Regions from separate parts of the Homo sapiens genome. Here region 1 is linked to region 2. Evidence: chromatin contacts called from ENCODE Hi-C or POLR2A ChIA-PET data. All regions are on one chromosome and are shown on one strand. The core of a region is the stretch at or near the end of the contact, and the rest is flanking DNA. Distances in the headings are between cores, read along the strand shown.

What was found. Hi-C counts contacts between places; a loop is a spot of excess contacts on that map. ChIA-PET counts read pairs that join two places held with the same protein, here RNA polymerase II (POLR2A). Pooled maps may share reads with other maps.
Region 1: a map with no recorded cell type shows a loop between it and region 2 (4-fold over the local background). The contact joins two enhancer-like sites. A Hi-C loop is called at or near these places in 2 of 37 single-sample maps with no recorded cell type and 1 of 50 pooled maps. POLR2A ChIA-PET finds 5 or more read pairs at or near these places in 3 of 52 experiments (OCI-LY7, activated CD4-positive, alpha-beta T cell and activated CD8-positive, alpha-beta memory T cell).

What each region holds. Positions count from the first base shown.
Region 1 is chr14:95,254,369-95,260,394 of GRCh38, reverse strand. The region is part of intron 1 of CLMN (calmin); the gene reads left to right. Among named protein-coding and RNA genes, the nearest start is that of CLMN, 63 kb to the left of the region's middle. RefSeq lists enhancers at 306-976, 926-995, 977-1,648, 4,380-5,305, 5,306-6,026. Within about 2 kb of position 4,699, at least 7 of the 41 ENCODE cell types and tissues checked have a DNase peak (open chromatin) inside an H3K27ac peak, as active enhancers do.
Region 2 is chr14:95,119,963-95,125,670 of GRCh38, reverse strand. It overlaps DICER1 (dicer 1, ribonuclease III), which reads left to right. Exons shown (of 27, transcript NM_177438.3): 8 at 1,003-1,475. Among named protein-coding and RNA genes, the nearest start is that of MIR3173, 15 kb to the left of the region's middle. Within about 2 kb of position 1,575, at least 4 of the 41 ENCODE cell types and tissues checked have a DNase peak (open chromatin) inside an H3K27ac peak, as active enhancers do.

The DNA of each region.
Region 1 (6,026 bases), core at 3,450-5,949, 130 kb before region 2:
TCTCGGCTCACTGAAAGCTCCGCTTTCTGGGTTCACACCATTCTCCTGCCTCAGCCTCCCGAGTAGCTGCGACTACAGGCGCCCGCCACCTCGCCCAGCTAATTTTTTTGTATTTTTAGTAGAGATGGGGTTTCACCGTGTTAGCCAGGATGGTCTCGATCTCCTGACCTCGTGATCTGCCTGCCTCGGCCTCCCAAAGTGCTGGGATTACAGGCGTGAGCCACTGCGCCTGGCTTTTTGATCCATTCTTCTAGTGAACCAATATGCAGGACAGAATGAATGAATGAATGATATGCTTACTGAACACCTGCCATGTGCCAGATGCCCACAGGAGGATGCAGAGTCGTGGGTGCTGCAATAGCAGGGAGTGGAAAGGAAGTGCCACCCCTATCTTAGGGAGGGCAGCCAGAGGAATTTGACGAGCAGGTGGAGAAGTGCAGGGAGAGAGTGCCAGACAGCAGGAACAGCGTGTGCAAAGGCCTGGAGCCCCAGGCAAGCAGGCATATTCAGGAGCCACCAAGCGCAAGGGAATAGCCGTCCAGGTGGGTGTGGGGAGAGGAAACGCAGGTGCAGCTGGCCATGCATTTTAATGCTGAAGAGTCCTGAGTGAAGAAGAACCTTTGAGGGGTTATGCATGCCATGGTTTTGAGTTTGCATGTCATTACTTTTGTGCTCAGTGAACTCAACAGCAGATGCCCATAGTTCAGAACAGGTATCTGCCCTGTGCTGGTCCCACCTGGGGGTGGGGGTGGGCCCTGTGCAAGTGATCTCCTCTCCTAGCCCCCAACCAGGCACAAAAACAGGATTCCCAAACAGATCAAGATCTCGTTTCCCTGGCCTGCTCCCAGCAGCTCTGTGGGAACTACAGCCTGTCTCGTTTCCTCCCAGATGTTTCTTGAAACTCCAGGAGGGGCCCAGGAAGAGGTGGGTGGGGGTTTCCTCCGTGTCCTCATAAAGTGCACATTCTGGTAACCCGGAGGTTTGTCCACGCACATTTCCTTCTCCGTTCTGGTGCCCAAGGTCAGGCCTGGTGAGTGGGGAGCCAGTGGACGGCCAGGGTCCAGCCTGCTGTCAGCTCTGTCGCATCTCCCAACCAAACATATGTGTTTACCCCTCCATTCCCACTGACATTGGGGAAGAGCAGTGGTTGTCTATACCTCTGACACTAGGAGGCCGGCCCACTGCTTTCCTAGCCCTGCTGGCCGGCACAGCTCTCCGCTCCAGCCTGCCATGCAGCACCAACTCCCTGAGTGCACACCCCACTTCACACACACAGATGCACATAGCACACCACAGCACACATAAACACACAACACATATCACACATACATACAAACACATTCTCCACACACCACACCACACAAACACACACAACACATATCACACATACATACAAACACACTCTCCACGCACACACACCACACACCATACACACAAACACATACTCCATTCACTCACAAACCACACATATACACATATCCTCCACATACACACACACCCTCCACACACACACCACAGATACATACACATACCACACACACACCACAGATACATACACATACCACACACAAACACACCTTCCACATACAACCACACCACACATACACACCCTCCACACACACACCACAGATACATACACATACCACACACACACCACAGATACATACACATACCACACACAAACACACCCTCCACACACAACCACACACCACACATATACACATATCTCCACATACACACACCCTCCACACACACACCACACACCACACATACACACCTTCCGCACATATACCACAGATACATACACACCACATACACATACCCTTCACACACAACCACACCACACATACAAACACATCCTCCGCACACATCACACACCACACATACACACCCTCAACACACACACCACAGATGCATATACCACACACAAACACACCCTCCACACACAACCACACCACACATACAAACACATCCTCTACACACACCACACAGATCACACACACACCACACATACACATATACACACCCCCACACAAACATACCATACACCACACACCACACATACACATACACACACCCCACACACACACATACACCACACACACACCACACACACGCCCCCACATGTCACAGATACATACATATACATCATACATATGTACACACCATGCACACCACACACACCACATCATATGCACTATGCATACATATACACACACCCCACATATACACAACACTACACGCATATCATATCCCCACACAAACACACATAAACACTGCACATGTGCTGAATACACATTCCCCACACCCCACACAAGCACACACACCTCACGCATACCACCTATTCTGCACACTCGCACCACACTCATGCCCACAGCCCCCACATGTACACACACCACACACTTCACACACACCATAGCTGACTCTTGTACTTTTGCCTCTGCCCCTCTCTACAGTCTGTCCAGTTCTCTCTTATTGTCTGGACCGACTTTCTCTACCAAGCGGGAAATGAGGCCTCCTTTAACCCCCAAGTTCTGGTCTCATGGCTTCAGTCCTGAGTCCAAATCTCTCAGGGAAGAGGCTCAGCATAGGTCCTGCGTCCTCTAAGTCAGTCCAACTGGGACTGGGAGGACCAGGGTGCTGAGATGCGGCAGAGACAAGGCCTAGGACTTGGAAGTCTTACTAGAACATGGTAGCTCCGCACCCCGCATAGCCACGTGGCTGGGGTGTGAGAGCAAAGAGGCAGGCTGCAAGACAAGGGAGTTTGAACACGTTGTCGTTGAAAGAATTAAACCAGGTGTGTGCCTGAGCACCTTTAGCCCACTGCCTGGCTTCAGAAATGCAAGCTTGCGTGCCGTCCCACCCAGGCCCTTAAATAATACAAGTTAATTGAAAGAGTTTAATTTGAATTAATGAGATTCTGTTAAAATATTGTTAACAGTTAAGTAGATAATTATTCTATGAACAAAACAAATGGCTCCTGCAGGGTCTATGTCAATGAATAGACACCTTCATTTACAGTTGGGATCCTTCAACTCCAACAGAATGATGTAAATCTGTTATTTGCAGAGGATTAATTAAGAGGGAAATGAATAAAAACAGTAACAAACAGGTCCCCGTCTAGATGCAGCGGGCGGTTGACAGCAGGCTCTCGACCGTTGTTTCGATGCAAAGTGTAAATAATGCATTTTGCCCTTACCTTTGCCTTCTCCGACTTAACTCGTGCAAACGTCAACCCAGGATGAAAGATCACGCATTCTAATTTAACGAAGCTTTATGGATAATGGGCCTCGTCGTATTAAATATTTTTGGTCTGAAGAAACCCCTGGGTGGCATTTAAGGCTGTCTCATCAAAGCGCCTCTCCCTCCTCTGTGTCCCCCTCCTGTCTGTCAAGGAGCGTGGGCTTAACCAGTCTCAGAACACATCATTCATCATTAGATGCCACCCAGCCTTTGCCCTTGCTGTTCCCAACATGGAGAATGCCCTCTCCTTTTCCCTATCTGCTAACACCGCATGGGGCCTTCAAGCTCCTGCTCCAATTCTGCCCCTGACCCAGGAGGCTTAGTGGCCCTGTCCACTGACAGCTCTTCTCCTGCCATCCCCAGTTTCCCCATGTCTGTTTTCCCGGTGCAATGTGGACCAGGGCCCTACATTTGGCAATTTCTCTCCCATCCCAGCCTAGACACACGCCATGTTCAGTTTCGTTTTGAAATGAACAAATGAAGGACTCTAGCCAGGAGTCACCTGGTCTTCTTTCTGGTCATGTAAGTGTCTTGCACAGTTCCACGTGGGATGGGTATTGACGAGGCGGTTGTGCAGAGCCACACTCAGCAAGCTGGTGGCAGTTACCCTGCCGTGGGCCCAGCAGCAGGTGGGAGGTACTCCAGGAGGCCAGCTCCTTCACAGGGAGCAAACTGTGTCAAAACGTGTTCACAAAGAAGGAGTTAGAGTGCTTCTCAGTGTCAAGCACTGCAATTATCTGTTGAGTCACAGTGTCGTTGGTAGCAATTTCCTCAGCCAAGATTCATTGTTGCTGACAAAACAAGGAGGGTTCCATCCCATTAAACATTCATGAAGCCTGATCAGTCTGTGCTCTTTTGTGAATAGAACTGGGTTTTAAAGGAGGCAGGGAGTGCTGTGAAGTCCTTCCCAACTGGGTGCCGAGGAGTGGGTGGCGGGCCTCGGTTGGGTGTGCCCGTGGCGAGGACAGTGTGGGGGCATTGTACCCCATATGCCCACCCATGTAACTACCCTGTAGCCCAGTGGTTCAGAACTTGGGCTCAAATTACCATTCTGCCCACTTCTAGCTGTATGACTGCAGGCAAGTTCGTTAAGCTTTCTGTGCCTCAGTTTCCTCATTTGTAAAATGGGGATAAGGATAGTAGCTGCCTCATAGGGTTAAAAGAATACGGATTAAAGGAATTAATTTAGGCAAAGAGCTTATACTAGTACTGTCAGTTCTGCTATAACATGGTACATGTGCTCCTAAACATCGCCACACTCATGCACAAAAATAAGGGAAAATAACACTGGAGTGCAGCACTCAAAAACTTCATGAGGGATGCATTAAAAAAACATGGGAACCTAGTAAAAACAATAGAACTGTTGAGTGGTTAAGAAATGCGTCAGTGCTACACTAAATACGGCACTGACTTGAGGAAGGCCTGAAGCTTGCTCCTGAAGTGGGCGTGGGAGGGGTGTGGCTTGTGAATTGTGAAAGGGTGGAAGGAAGGTGACCCGATGGAAATCAGACAGAAAGCTGTGTATTCATTTGCTAAGGCTGCTGGAACAAGTACCCTACTGCCTCCTTCTCTGCAGGGGATGCGTTCCAAGAGCCCCCAGGGATGCTTGAAACTGCAGATAGTGCCGAACCCTATATGTACTATGCTTTTTCCTGCACATACATATGTATGATAAAGTTCAATTTATAAATTAGGCACAGTGAGAGATTAACAACAATGACTAATAAAATCAATGATAACAAGACCCTGTAATGAAAGTCAGGTGAATGTTCTCACCCTCTCTCTCAGAACATCTTCTTGCACCATACTCACCTATTTTCAGACCCCAGATGACTGCTAGCAACTGAAGTCACAGAAACTGAAACTGCAGATGGGGGGAACTACTGTACCCCAGGTTGGGTGGCTTAACCAACAGAAATGTATTTTCCTATAGTGCTGGAGGCTGGAAGTCCAGGATCAAGGTGCCGGCAGGGGGCTTCCTCTGAAGCGCTCTCCTTGGCTTGCAGATGGCCGTCCCCTGCCCCTCCTCTCATGGTCATCCCTCTCTGTGCATGCACCCCTGGTGTTTCCTGGAGTGTTCAATTGTCCTCTTCTTATAAGAACACTGTCAGGTTGGATTAGAGCAAATGCGAAAGGCCTCGTTTTAACTTAATCACCTCTTTAAAGATCCTAGCTCCAGGCCAGGTGGGGTGGCTCAATCCCAGCAAGGTGGGAGGATCACTTGAACCCAGGAGTTCAAAACCAGCCTAGTCAACATAGCGAGACCCTGTCTCTACAAAAGAAACTATTTTAAATTAGCCAGGCATAGTGGCACACACCTGGCTACTGGGGAGGCTGAGTCCAGCGGATCACTTAAGCCCTGGGAAGTTGAGGCTGCAGTGAGCCGTAATTGCACCACTGCACTCCAGCCTGGGTGACAGAGCAAGACTCCATCTCAAAAAAATTTTAAAAAGATCCTATCTTGAATAGTATTGTCACATTCTGGCTCCTTGGGTTAGGACTTGAACATCTGGATTGTGGGAGGGTGGGGGAGAACACCGTTCAGCCCATAACACGTCACAGGATTTGATATGGATGGGGTGCCTCATAACGCACGCAGGGAGCCAAGGGGGCTGGTGGACGTCCAAGTGTGTGTGCACGAGGCTTCGGTATGTTGGGAGCAGGGTATATTCTACACAGCTCCACTCTGCTCGTCAGCTGGGTGCAGAGCTTTATGAATTCTATGCCCATCTAGTGTTTCTCAGGAATGAAATTGTACATCAGCAAATGCCAAGTTTATGTCA
Region 2 (5,708 bases), core at 326-2,825:
CTCCCCCCATCTCTGCCTCCTCTCCTCCTCCCCCTCCTCCCCCTCCTCCTCTCCCCTTCTCCCTCTCTTCCTCTCCCCTCCTCCTCCCCTTCCCCCACCTTTCCCCTCTCCCTCCCCCGACCTTCTCCCTCTCCCTCTCTCCCTCTCTGCCTCTCTGCCTCTCTCCCTCTCCCTCAATTCCTCAGTTACACCCTGGCCATGGATTGACTTTCGGCTCTCAATTAGAGTTGTAAGATGCAGCACTCTGGGAGGGTCCAGGATCAGAGTCTGAATTTAGCTGAGATGTTAATGTTGAGGAGCCCTGACCTTGTGGTGGTGTTTTCATTGAAATCGGATAACAGGGGCTTTTGGAGAACTGTGACAGAGTGTGTGGAGGCTGCCCCAGTGCAGCTGTCCTAGCTCCTTTTCCACTTCCAACCAATAAAGGCCTTTCCTACTGTTTAGAAAGAAAGAAAGAAAAAAGAAATGATGATAGAGACAGCTGTGCAGTGTTTTTACAACAGTCTCACCGTGGCATCCAGAGGTGCTGACTGTAGATCGACCAAAATTCATCCACAGTTTCTAGTCAGTATAGTGGAAAACATATAATGCTGGAGAATATTGTACATAAAGTTCAAGGAAAACTGTATTGCTCTTCCTTGATGCCTAAAGTTAAATTACTGTGCTACATAAATTTTATGTAATTTGGCAGGAAGTAAATGACTCAGGTATAGTTTTAACTAATTACAGATCTAAAAATAAGCTTCATTAACCTCATACAATTGCATCTTTTAATTTCTGTTTGATTATTTTATTGAAAAAAGGAGATGGTTCTAGGCATATACATACGAAATGAGCTTGAAAAGGCTAATGGCCTCTCCCCCCACCTTCAGGGACTTAACCTAAGGCTGGGTTACATTTAAGGAGCCATTTGAGAACAACTGAAATCCCAGTTAAACCCCACATGAAAATGCTACATTATTATTATTTGGCATTAGGTTTTTTCTTTTCTTTTTTTTGTAGATACTATCAGACTGTCGTGCCGTATTGGTAGTTCTGGGACCCTGGTGTGCAGATAAAGTAGCTGGAATGATGGTAAGAGAACTACAGAAATACATCAAACATGAGCAAGAGGAGCTGCACAGGAAATTTTTATTGTTTACAGACACTTTCCTAAGGAAAATACATGCACTATGTGAAGAGCACTTCTCACCTGCCTCACTTGACCTGAAATTTGTAACTCCTAAAGTAATCAAACTGCTCGAAATCTTACGCAAATATAAACCATATGAGCGACAGCAGTTTGAAAGCGTTGAGTGGTATAATAATAGAAATCAGGATAATTATGTGTCATGGAGTGATTCTGAGGATGATGATGAGGATGAAGAAATTGAAGAAAAAGAGAAGCCAGAGACAAATTTTCCTTCTCCTTTTACCAACATTTTGTGCGGAATTATTTTTGTGGAAAGAAGATACACAGCAGTTGTCTTAAACAGGTAAATCTGTAAGTTGACTCCTTTCACATGAGAACAGGGAGGCGTCCTGTGTTGTGATGTGATGCGCTGCAGCAGCTGTAAGAGCTAGCATGAGGGTTATGTAAGTGTCCTTGACTTGGCGCCATCATTGCTGATACGTCATGCTGTCCTGGGATTGACAGAGAGGATGTTTTCCAGAAGGCTGCTTTTCATATGGCTGATATTTTTTTCTTAAAGGATGCTAATCTATTCTAATCTACCTAAAATGGAGGACAAGTATGGTTTTTAAAAAAATCAGTATACATTTAAGTAAAGCATTGTTTTATATTCAATTTTAGATTCAATTCAGATATTTATTAATCCTTAACTATGTGTTAGACATTGTGTTAAGCATTTCACACCAAGTGTTCCCCTCAGGTAGTCTTAGGAGAAATTTTATCTGGGTATTGTGACTAATTTTTTAATGTTGATTTTTTTCTCTTAAAAATATGGATTCAACTTTTCAAGGCTAGGTTGGGCATGATGGGTTGTGCCTGTAATTCCAGCACTTTGGGAGCCAGAGGCAGGTAGATTGTTTGAGTTCACAAGGGGCAACACAACGAAACCCTGTCTCTAGAAAAAATACAAAAATTAGCCGGTGGTGGTGTATGCCTGTAGTCCCAGCTACTTGGGAGGCTGTGGTGGGAAGATGAGTTGAGCCTGGGAGGCAGAGGTTGCAGTGAGCTGAGATGGCACCACTGCACTCCAGCCTGGGCAGTAGAGCCAGACTTTGTCTCCAAAAATAAAGTTTTCAAGGCCACAGTGCAAAAAGTTTAGAACAATTGAATTTATTTTGGGTTGGTTCATAGACTGCATATTAAAATTTTGTGAATCAGAAGAGAATAAGAATGTTGGGGAAAGTTCTAAGACTATTAGCAAAGGTGATATTGAATCCAAATTTTAGGCCGTGGATTCCTACTCTTTCTCCCTTCAATGAAAGATTTTTTTTCTAATTTAGAACCAGCCAGGGAGCTATACTTCAGATTTCTGTCAGATGGTCACTTAATGTATGGTCCTTTTGGTTTGTAGATAGATACTCTTATTTTTTTCTGCCAAAAAAGGTCCTTATTTTGTACTTAAATCAATTTACTTTTCTATGAGATCCATTAATTGGCCACAGTTGATCCCTAACTTTTCTGCAAGTAGTGATCTCTTAGGAAAAACTAAGCTTTGCTTCCTAAGGTAATTTGGGATTTTTTTTTTTCTTTTTCTTTCTTTGTGTGTGTGTGCGCGCGCGCGCGCGTACACGCACGCGCACACGCGCTTAACTGCTTCTGAATGTTTAGGGGTTTTAAAAACTTTTTTGAGTAACGAGAAATTGGACTCGAGGGTCATCATCTGGCAGTTTTTAGTCTGGTAATTTTCATAGTCATTGAGCCTGATCCTTCTGATGAATACAAAGGAAAATAACTTTAGGGACCAAATTACATTTAAATTAGAAGTTGAAGATTGGAAGGGGACCTCACTGACTATCTAATCCAACCCACTTATTTTTGTAAAAATGAGAAAGAGCCTCAGGAGAGAGAGTGATTTGCTGTAAGTTAAATTGCTAGTCAATGGCAGAGACAATTCTAGAATCCTAATATCCTGACTCCTAGTTTCCAGTTCTTTCTATCATAGTAATGCCCCTGGGCATCACAGAACACTAAAAACCAGTGCTTTACAGCAGGAAGATTGCCAGGAGACGGACCTGGGAGAGCGTGACTAAGGAGGGATTATTTCTTAGGGCAGGGAAAAAGCATTTTGGGAGTCAAAAAAGTTTAATGCTGGCGCAGTTGTAAGCCTAGTTATGGACATACTCCCCGTCTCCATTTAGGATTATATAAGGATTAAATAAATTTTCTGGGGCTTGGAGAGAAGAAATGGGGGTGTATTTTCCGCCTTCCTCCTGTTTTCTGCATGTATTTTTAGGTAAAGATGTGCCAGTTTTTATTGCAGGAATATTAGCCTGAAAAGGTTTATCCAGAATCAGTCGGTTACTTCCTATTGACTTTAAGGATCAGATGAATTGTGATCAACTTTCATAAAATGTGACTGGAATTTAGTGCTGTATGATGAATCAAGAGTGCTCTGAGGGTTGACTTTATGAGCAGCTAATTAAATATACAATAGAGGTCTTGTTCCAGTAAGCTTTTTAATAAGCTTAGAAAAACTTCCTGAAATTCAGATTCTTTCCTTCCATCAGTTTAATGGGAGGAAAAACCCTTCTATAGTGAATAGTTTCATGGGCATATAAGCTATTGTAATATACATGCAGTTTTCTACTCTCCTAATTAAAAAAAATAAATCACAGCCACTTCTATATGTAGTGTAGGTATGTGCACAGTCTTATGTTTATGGGTTTCTTTGTACCTTATATTTACATAGGGGTTTCTAAGTTATATATATTTAAGACATATTCACAACACTCCATAGGGGAGGAAAGTAGATGTTCTTTCCATATTACAGAGGAAGAAAACAAGCATCAGTGTGTGACCTTCCCCCAAATTACACACATATCAAGTGGCAGAAAATGGCTTCCAGTCTCAAGTCCAGTGTTCTTTTCACCGTGTAATATACTAGTATTGTGTGATACTGGCATTGGACAAACCTGGGTTCACATCCTGTCTCTACCCCTCCCCCTTTTTTTCCTAATAACTTTTTATTTTGGAATAATTTGAGATTTACAGAAAAGTTGGAAAAATGGTACGGAGTTCTCATATGCCCCTCACTTAGTTTCCCCCATTGATATTATCTCATGTCAGTGTTTGTCACAACTAAGAAAACTAACATTGGCCCATTACTATTAACTCCAGACTTTATTTGGATTTTGACAGCTTTTCTACTAATGTCCTCTTTTTCAAAAAATTTATTTTTATTTTTTTCTAACCACTAGACAGTAAGGGATAATGTCTTTAATCCAAGGTGTCATATCACATTTAGTTGTCAGTATCTACCCAGTTTCCTCTGGTCTGTCACAGTTTTTCAGTTTCCGTCTTGTTTTTGATGACCTTGACAGTCTTCAGGAGTACAGGTCAGGTATTTGGTGAATGCCCCTCCATTTGGGTTTTTCTTATGTTCTTGGGGTTGTACTGGGGTGATCGGATATGGAAGAATACCATGGAGGTGACCTGCTCTTCTAGTCACATTATATCAGGGGGCTCTCATGGTATCAACCACAAAACGTCACTCGTCATGTTCATCTTCATCAATGGATTGTGATAGTGTTTGTCTGCTTTCTCTACTGTAAAGTTACACTGTTTCCCTTTTCTTACTCTATTTGGAAGGAAGTCTCCAAGTCTAGCCCACCCTGGTAGGGAGGGATTAATCTCCACTTGCTGGAGAGGGATATATCTATATGTATTTGGAATTCTTCTGTAAGGAAAACTTGTCTGGTTTATCCTTTTTATGTAACTGTCTACTTATATTTATTAATTGAATCATGTATTTCAGTTGGTGGTTTCATGTTTATTTTATACTTTGGGCCATAATCCAATACTGTGTTATTTATTTGTTGCTCAAATTGTTGCAGCGGTGGCCACTGGGAGCTCTTCGAGTTTAGCACCCGTGTCCCTTTGACATACCCTCATCCTTTTGTTTTTGAGCACTTTCTTTGTGATACCACAGGGTGCTCTGGGCTCTTGTATTTCTCCCTGCCTGGCCCTAGAATCAGCCATTTTGCCGAGGAGACTTGGTTTCTTTTCTGCCCACTTTGTGGATGTATATTTTGTGAAAGTTATTTAACTTTTAAAAGTTTCAGTATGTTCATTCGTAAAATGGAAATAATACCTCCCTCTCTTACTGGCTTGTTGGTAAGAGACTTTGTATTAAAAATGGCAGTTTTATCAACCAGCACACAGTAGATGCTAATTCTTCAGCCGCTTATGCACCCATCTAGGGAGTGCAACATCCGTATGCTATTATGTAACTGTCAGTGATCTTTTTTTAGTGAAATCATAGAGGAATTATATCTGGTTTTCTCCACATTGACAAGAAAATGTAAGGAGTAAGGGATACTGTTAAAGGAGTTGTTGATAATGTATTTCAATAACCTGGCAGGAATTTCAAATAATGTGTTTATATCTTTGAATTTCTTTTCCTCTTATGGTTGTCTGCATTAGTTAGCATGTTTATTCAGATCACAATTTTTTGTAATACATCTATTAGTTTTCTGAACCTACCATACATATTTCCTATTTTTGGTTATGTTATTTTCATTCTAATTGGGGAGAATTA